Linked DNA regions of Homo sapiens: all the other regions are linked to region 3. A link is a loop called in an ENCODE intact Hi-C map of the cell type or tissue named here. Cell type or tissue: heart right ventricle. All regions are shown on one strand.

Region 1 (2,500 bases), 97 kb after region 3:
AATAAAGACAAGTAAAGATAAAAATGACTAATCCTTAATTGCATATCTAGAGAGGCTCATCCTTAACATTTTGCTCAAACTCTTGCACTTTTTTCATGAAAGGCTAAATAAGCCAAGCATGTTATCATGCACCAGGAGTAATAGCTACTCTAGAGGCTGAGGCAGGAAGATCGCTTGAGGCCATCCACTACACTCCAGATGTAGGCAACTCCATCTCTGAAAAAATTTAAAAGCCAAATAGTAATATTTTAGGATTTGCATACCATAAGTCTCTGTCAAATCTATTCTTCCAGAGCAACCATAGACAATATGTAACAAATGAGTGTGGCTGTGTTCCAATAAAACTTTATTTACAAAAGTAGGCAGTGGGATAAATTTGGCCCATCTCTTGTTTGCTGACCCCTGGATTAGGTAAAGTTAATGGAACAATATGCAAGGGATTATTACCAGCCCAGGTATCTTACAAGTTAGTGGATCAGTTCCAGGCTCTCAGTCTAAGTGTCTACTTCTAAGGTGATTTGGATCAAACAACATATAAAAATTCTCATCGGAGCAGAGATACCAACAAAAAATGTGTTTACTCTGTCTATCTGACTATCAGTCAAGTGAATTTCTGCCTGGATTCCTGAGCAATGAATTGACATGTCTGCTCAATTAATTGTCTAACTCCCAACAGCATAGTGCTGCCCACAGCTCCTACATAAGCCACAGAGTAATACGTGGTGATGGAACAAAATCAGTAGTAAAGAGGAAGAACCTGGTCTGGCTAGGGGGACACCTGCCCAGGTCTGCAGGCCCCTGTGAGTGAGCAAGAAAGCCTAACATTTGGATGTATGTCATGATGACTCCGGCTAGTCCTAGCGGGGTGGACAATGAAGTTATAAATACAGATTTTGCAGAGATATTTCTGCTTGCATTTGCTAGATACGGCCTGTTCACCTCAAACACAGATTAAGGAACAGCAGTGTTATCATGGATGTATCATGCCTACACTGAAGAGATAAGCGCTTGCAGGCACTGCCATCATGTGGCTATGTTTGGTAATTTATTTGGTAATATACGAATGAATTTTCCTGTGGAAAGTGATATCAATATAGAATATATAGATATCAGTATAGAATTTATGGAAATTTATTGATGGCAATATAGAGTTTATAGAAATTCATAATAAATTATAAATTATGGTGAAATCAAATTTATTTTTCAAATATTTGAAATAAATTTTATATATAAAGTTTACTATATTAATATTTATTGTAAATATAAACTTTATATATGTATTATTTATTAAATATTGATTAAATGTGTTATAATGGTATTAATATAAATATTTATTATAAAATGAATTTTGGTAATATATTAATTATAAAATAAATAATAAACATATATTTGAAATATAAAATTCACAATAAAATTTGTTATAATAAAGTTGAAATCCAGCTACATAAATAAATCAAATTCATACATTGATAACACTGTATGCATTTTCTAATGTAAACATGACTATGATGGAGGTTTTTTAAAGGTTAATTGAAATGATGAAAGAAATGGTAAGGTCTTAGGTTCCCATGGGGATAATGTGTTTTTATTTGGTTTCTCTCTCCAACAAGGAAAGACTTGGATGTGTATAGTTTATTTGGGAAATGGTGACAGGAAGCCAGGGAAAGGGAGAGTAACACACGGACAAAGCTAAAAAGGCGAATTAATGAGTTGGTTACTATTGTGAGCAACTGGAGATCAATCCCAAAGTGGATATTCTGAAGAATTATATAGAGTGCATTTCATAATTGTCTCTTTGAGGGACAATGTGGAGTATTTATTTAACAACCCAGTTTCCATTGGTTGAGAGTTCCCCTCAGGGACTTTAGCTCCTCTGAATTTATAAGCTGTGCTTGGGCAAAAGAGGCAGCCTTACATAGCCTGAACAAAAACCTGAGTAAGTAAAGGAGAAAGACTCTCAACAGAGGACATAGCAGCTGCTGGAACTGTCTGCTATGGCCGCACTGCTAAATGGATTTGAGAATAGAAGCAAGTGGCAGAATGAGCAGATACGAGTTTTGGCAATAACTTAGGCTGAGGATTTGGGGAGTGTGGTAGACTAATCTGAATAATCTATGCAGACAAAGATTTGTGCTGAAAAAAAGGTAAAATTTTGGATTTAAAAATGTTTAATATTTTTAAAAGCAGTATTAAAAATGGACTAATTTGTCATGAATGATCTTAAAGACCAAATTCCAAGGGAAGGTGGGAGACCAAAGAGTTAAGTGGAGTTATTGAAGCTGTTTTTTTCCTAATAGCATTTGCCAACAAAGGGAATGAACTTTCAGGGATTTTTGTTTGTTTTGCTTTTTATTTTATTTATTTTTATTATACTTTAAGTTCTGAGATACATGTGCAGAATGTGCAGGTTTGTTACATAGGTATACATGTGCCATGGTGGCAACCTTCAGTTTTGAAGGCATTTATGAAGTAAGCAGACAGAGGTCAAAGACCAGAGCTT
Region 2 (2,500 bases), 99 kb before region 3:
ACCTAAGTGGAAAATTCCTTATATGAGTAAGTACTTATAAGGGAGAAAAACAGAGCTTTGTGTAATGTTTCTATAATTTAAACAAAAAAAATTTTACTGGAGATATACAAAACAAAGTAACAAAAAGTACATAAAAAGATGTAATAAAGTGTGTTTTAATTCTAGTCTTAAAGCAATTCTTAATCTCCTTAGGGAAATTCAGTCTTTCTCTATAGACTTTTAACTTTGAGAAAAATACAAACAAAGGAACTGATTTATGGTTTTCCAAAAATGTTTTTATGGTTAAAATCTGTACAAACAGATATATTTATATAAGTTACATATTTTAAGAAAAATCAGTCATTTTTCATATATAATTGCAAAGAATTAAGATCATTTAACTTTAGCACTATAAGCAAGCATTAAATTAAATGCACTCAGATTTTTGGCACATTATATGGCATTCCTTATACCACATATTTATAAGATCTAAAGGATTATAAACATATTACACATAATAATTAAGTCCAATATAAATTGTGTTCAGGTTATAAAATGCCCTATTTAAGTTGTGCTCTTGGTGAGGGTGAACAGAAAAGAAAAGGCTTCTTCTTTAGCCCTTAAGCCTATGACACAATTTCCATGCTGGTAATTCCTTTCATCTTCTGAAGAATCTCTATTTTATTATAACATTATTGGCTTTCAGCTTGGAATTTCTCTACGCAGATTGTCTATTGACAGTGCCAAGGAAACATCTCACTGTCCACAGAATAGCAGCCTCCACCCAGTTGAAAGCTGCACATTGTTTCCACTTTACCATTGGTACTTCCCTCTGATGGCATCCAGCACACGACCATTAGCCTGAGTGATGCCCAACTGAGCCCAGACTTTGGTCAAGTTCCTTCCGACTGAGCCCAGTTAGGGACACCCTGCCCCCAGAGGAATATAACAAGCCCCCTCCCCTAGCTGCCCTGCAGCTTATTTTTCGTCCAAAAGGTCGCCCCCACCGCAAGTTCCCAGAACTTAGGTGCCACTATAACCACCCCTAAGCTAAACCACATCCTGGTACCCTGAGCCAGGCGGGGGCAAAAACTGACAAACTGCAGGATGTGGCCATACTGGGAGGAAAAGTCTCCACAAATGGCCTTGCCCCCCCGACACCCCCGCACACACACACAAAACCCCTGCAGACCTACTTATACCCCTTAGCCTGTAAGCCCGGTGTCTGCCTCCTCAGATTTCTGTAGAGCAGCCCAGCAGGTTAATAAATTTGCTTGCCGACTTTGGGTCTTCTTGTCCTTTCTCTTGGCTAACCTTATAAGCCCATGTGCATAACTCCCTCTAGGTCAGCGGTCCCCCAACCTATTTGGCATCAGGGACCAGTTTCGTGGAAGGTAATTTTTCCACAGAGGGTTGGCGGGGGTTGGAGGTGGGGTGGCGTTATTGGTTTCTGGTTTATATTGTTCCACAAGGATCACACAACCTAGATCTTTTGCATGCACAGTTCACAATAGGGTTCCCACTCCTGTGAGAATCTAATGTCACTGCTGATCTGACAGGAGGTGGAGCTCAGGCTGTAATGCTCACTTACCTGCTGCTCACCTCCTGCTGTGTGGCCGGGTTCCTAAGAGGCCACAGATCAGAGCTAGTCTATGGCCTGAGGGTTGGGAAGCCCTGCTCTAGGTAACATAATCCCCTTATGAGAAATTAGACAGATGACATTGAGATGCAAGGAAAGCATCTCCTGATGAAACCATCCCAATATCACGCATAAATGAAGGCAGTGATACAATGTCCCTTATACAATTTATAATCTCTTAAAGGAAGCAATAAACATTTAAACTATTGGACTACTGGGATGTACATTTTACCAGATACCAGCATCATAATCTTATAACTCTATATGAAAGTTTGAAAAAATAATTATAAAGTTTATTTAAATGTTGATTGTCCCAAGGTCTACAGTTTCTTTTCTGTTGTGTCATCAGTGACAAAGAGTAAAAAAAGGAAACTCCCATATTTAGCACTTTAGAGTAAAACACATGGATCATCGTTATTAACAGTCCTCTGGGCGTGCTGGAGCTCACTGAGAAGGCTTCTATTTTGAGCTTGGAATGTTGTGCTGAGCTGTGCAGCCTGTTCCTAAAGAGTGATAAATAGAAAGTAAGATCAAGCTTCTTACTGATTGCCTAAATCACTCACTTGTCCTTACTTCTTTTCATCTACAGTAGCAGTAAACAGTTCCTGAATATCTCTCTTCCATTCACGTGCATCTAACCTATTTCTGTAATTATTCACCCTCCTTGTCTTTCTCTAGCTCCAGAAATGGTCATTTCTCATCCCTGGAATATTGGTGTCCCTAGGATTCCAAACCAAAGCTCCCTTCCCCCTTAAACCACACGATCTCCTTGGGCAATCTTAGTCACATCTTGACTTCAATTCTCATACACACACAGGAGACTCTCAGATATATTTCTAAGAGAAGAGGCTGATACAAAAACAGTGTATCTAAGTGACATCG
Region 3 (2,500 bases):
ATAAGTTTATCAGCCTAGGTAGCTGTCACCTAGCATTGGCTCCAAAGGAATGACATTATATAAGACAGTAGAAATTGGGGATGAGGGTGTGGGCCTAAGGGCAAAGGTAAAAGAAGGAGACAGGTTAAAGGAAAAAGAAATCAGAGTACCTTAGGGGTACTTTTTTGGAGGACAAAAAAGATGGTTCTGTATCAGTGGATATTCAGACTTCTGGGCCTGTTGGACTATGAGAGCGTTTCCTGTGTATCTATTGCGTACGGCAGTTCAGAAGCAGTAAGTAAATGGTCTTTGTTGTTGTTTTTTTAACATACTATTTTTAGAGCAGTTTTAGGTTCACAGTAATACTAAGCAGAAGGTACAGAGATTTCCCAGGTACCCACTGCTCCCACGCAAGTATAACCTCTCCCACTATTCATATCCTGCTCTAGCGTGGCACTTGTGTGACAATTTACGGAACTCCATTGACACATCATTATCACACAAAGTTCATAGTTTACATTAGGTTTACCCTTGGTGTTGTGCATTCCACGGGGCAAATGCATAATGTCAGGTATCCACTATTATAGTGTCATACAGAATAGTTACACTGCTCTAATAATCTTTACTCTGCCTATTCACGCCGTTCTCCCTTCAACTCTTGGAAATCATTATCCTTTTACAGTCTCCATGGTTTTGCCCTTTCTGCAATGTCATATAGTTGGAATCACATATATCTAGCCTTCTCAAATTGGCTTCTTTCATTTAGTAATATGCGGGTTCTGGGGGATTCAGATTTCCTTACCTCTTTCTTCTACTGCCTTTGGATTATTTTCCCTGAATCTCTTCCTGTAAACTTTCACGTTTATAAACTTTTTTTCCCTAAATAACTTTCACTCACCTCTGGAAGCACTCACTGTGTTTTGCCTCTTGGAAATCCAGCCTTGTCCCAAAACGAGAATATGTAAACATAGCTGTTTATTAATTCTTTCTCTTTTTCTGTCTTCCTCCCTCTCTCTGTCTCTGTCTCCCTCTCTGTGTTTCTCTCTGTTAGTTCTGTAGAGAGCGCTTCAACTCTTAAAATCCCTCTGCTGCCCTCACGTGGACATCTGCTGAGAAGCACGATGTCCTCGAAACTGAAGGCCAAATGGGGGAATTGGTGGAATTATCACCTGTCTCCCACCAATGGGCTCCTGGTGCTGCAGCCAGGACTTTGACCCACAGTCACAGCTTTTCCAGGTCTTTGGCTTAATTTGATAGACTCAGCTCGTCTCCTGGGGGTGCTGGTAGTACATGAGTAGTTCTTCCTTATGTTCTTGTCTCAGTACCAAGGTCTGGAGTCAAAGGAGAAAGCAAAAGCAATTTCTTCATTAAAGTGCATGAAGCTTCTCCATGTAGATAGTTGATAGCTCACTTTGGAATGGAAAGAGCTGCCACCTGTTGGACTGTTTCTAGCTGGGATCAGGACGGTCCTTGTCTGGTGTCCAGATTGACCTTCATCCTGGGCACGAGAGAGTTCCTGTGGGCCCTTTCTGCTGTTGCTTTATTTTTCCTCCAGGTGTGAGACACCATGCCAGGTCCCCTCTTAAATGTTTTTAACACGGCAAGAATGTCTTTGTGCAGTAGGACAATTCTTTTCTCCCTTTCAACATTGTAAATAGAAATATTTTAAACATACAGTACAGTAAAAAGAATAGAGCGATGAACACCCACATAACTTTGATCAGGATTAAAAATGTGTTAATATTTTGGCAAACTTATTCTGTCTCTGCACACTTTCTATGATGAACCATTTAAAAGTAATTTGAAGACTTTGTCATACTTCATTATTAAATATTTCAGCATGCATCTTCTTAGGATGAGTATATTTTCCTAAATAAACACATTGCTATTGGCATACCTAGGAAAGTTAGTAATAATAATAATTCTCTAATATAACTTAATAATCTGCCCATATTTAAATTTCCCTTTTGTCTTTAAAGATACTTTTGTAGGTACTTGGTTTACACATATTAATAGTTTTGAACCAGGATAAAAACAAGGTTTATACTTTGTATTTGCATATCTATTAGAATTCAATCCAGAAAGCTAGTTTAAAAAATTATTATTCATTTTCAAGTCACATTGATGGTCTCAAAAATGCAGACCAGTTTTTTTTATGTCCCTCAGGATCTGCTTCCCTATTTCCACATGGTGTAGTTTGCCTTGTTTTTCTTTCTCCTCTGTTGGCCATAGACTGGCAACTGGATCTAGAACCTTGCTCAGGTTATGTGATTATAATCACTGATAGTCATGATTCTTTGTGATGTTCCCATTGTCCGGAATTTGTCTGCAGCGAGTGTCTGTAAGCTAGCTTCTGTCCCTTTTTCATGTGATCCTGTTAATCTCTGAGTGCGCTTTTGCTTCTTGTCACAGGAATATGTCACAGCCACACCTTGTGTTTTCTCCCTATTCCTGGAACCTGAGATTTCTCCAAGGAGCACTGCTTTGTTTTCTTTTTCTTAAAGTGGGTAAAAATTATTTG

What was found. Hi-C counts contacts between places; a loop is a spot of excess contacts. Peaks named below come from ENCODE experiments on the same cell type or tissue, not always from the same donor. Only the 100,000 strongest peaks of a DNase experiment are listed, where the experiment ranks them.
Region 1: it touches region 3 in a loop (2.4-fold over the local background); 35 of 110 quality-filtered maps call a loop at or near these places.
Region 2: it touches region 3 in a loop (2.0-fold over the local background); 7 of 110 quality-filtered maps call a loop at or near these places.

What each region holds. Positions count from the first base shown.
Region 1 is chr1:89,454,335-89,456,834 of GRCh38, forward strand. No RefSeq gene overlaps it. Among named protein-coding and RNA genes, the nearest start is that of LRRC8B, 69 kb to the right of the region's middle. In heart right ventricle, a CTCF peak has its summit at 1,027 (motif pointing left); a DNase peak (open chromatin) is centred at 987.
Region 2 is chr1:89,258,697-89,261,196 of GRCh38, forward strand. GBP5 (guanylate binding protein 5) reads right to left here. Exons shown (of 12, transcript NM_052942.5): 12 at 1-2,121. The coding sequence ends at 2,008. It also overlaps the pseudogene LOC100421401. Among named protein-coding and RNA genes, the nearest start is that of GBP5, 13 kb to the right of the region's middle. RefSeq lists an enhancer at 1,345-1,846. In heart right ventricle, no CTCF peak of the experiment used is centred here; a DNase peak (open chromatin) is centred at 1,064; H3K27ac peaks cover 1,086 bases.
Region 3 is chr1:89,357,407-89,359,906 of GRCh38, forward strand. No RefSeq gene overlaps it. Among named protein-coding and RNA genes, the nearest start is that of GBP6, 5.4 kb to the right of the region's middle. In heart right ventricle, CTCF peaks have their summits at 1,102 (motif pointing left) and 1,306; a DNase peak (open chromatin) is centred at 1,095; H3K27ac peaks cover 534 bases.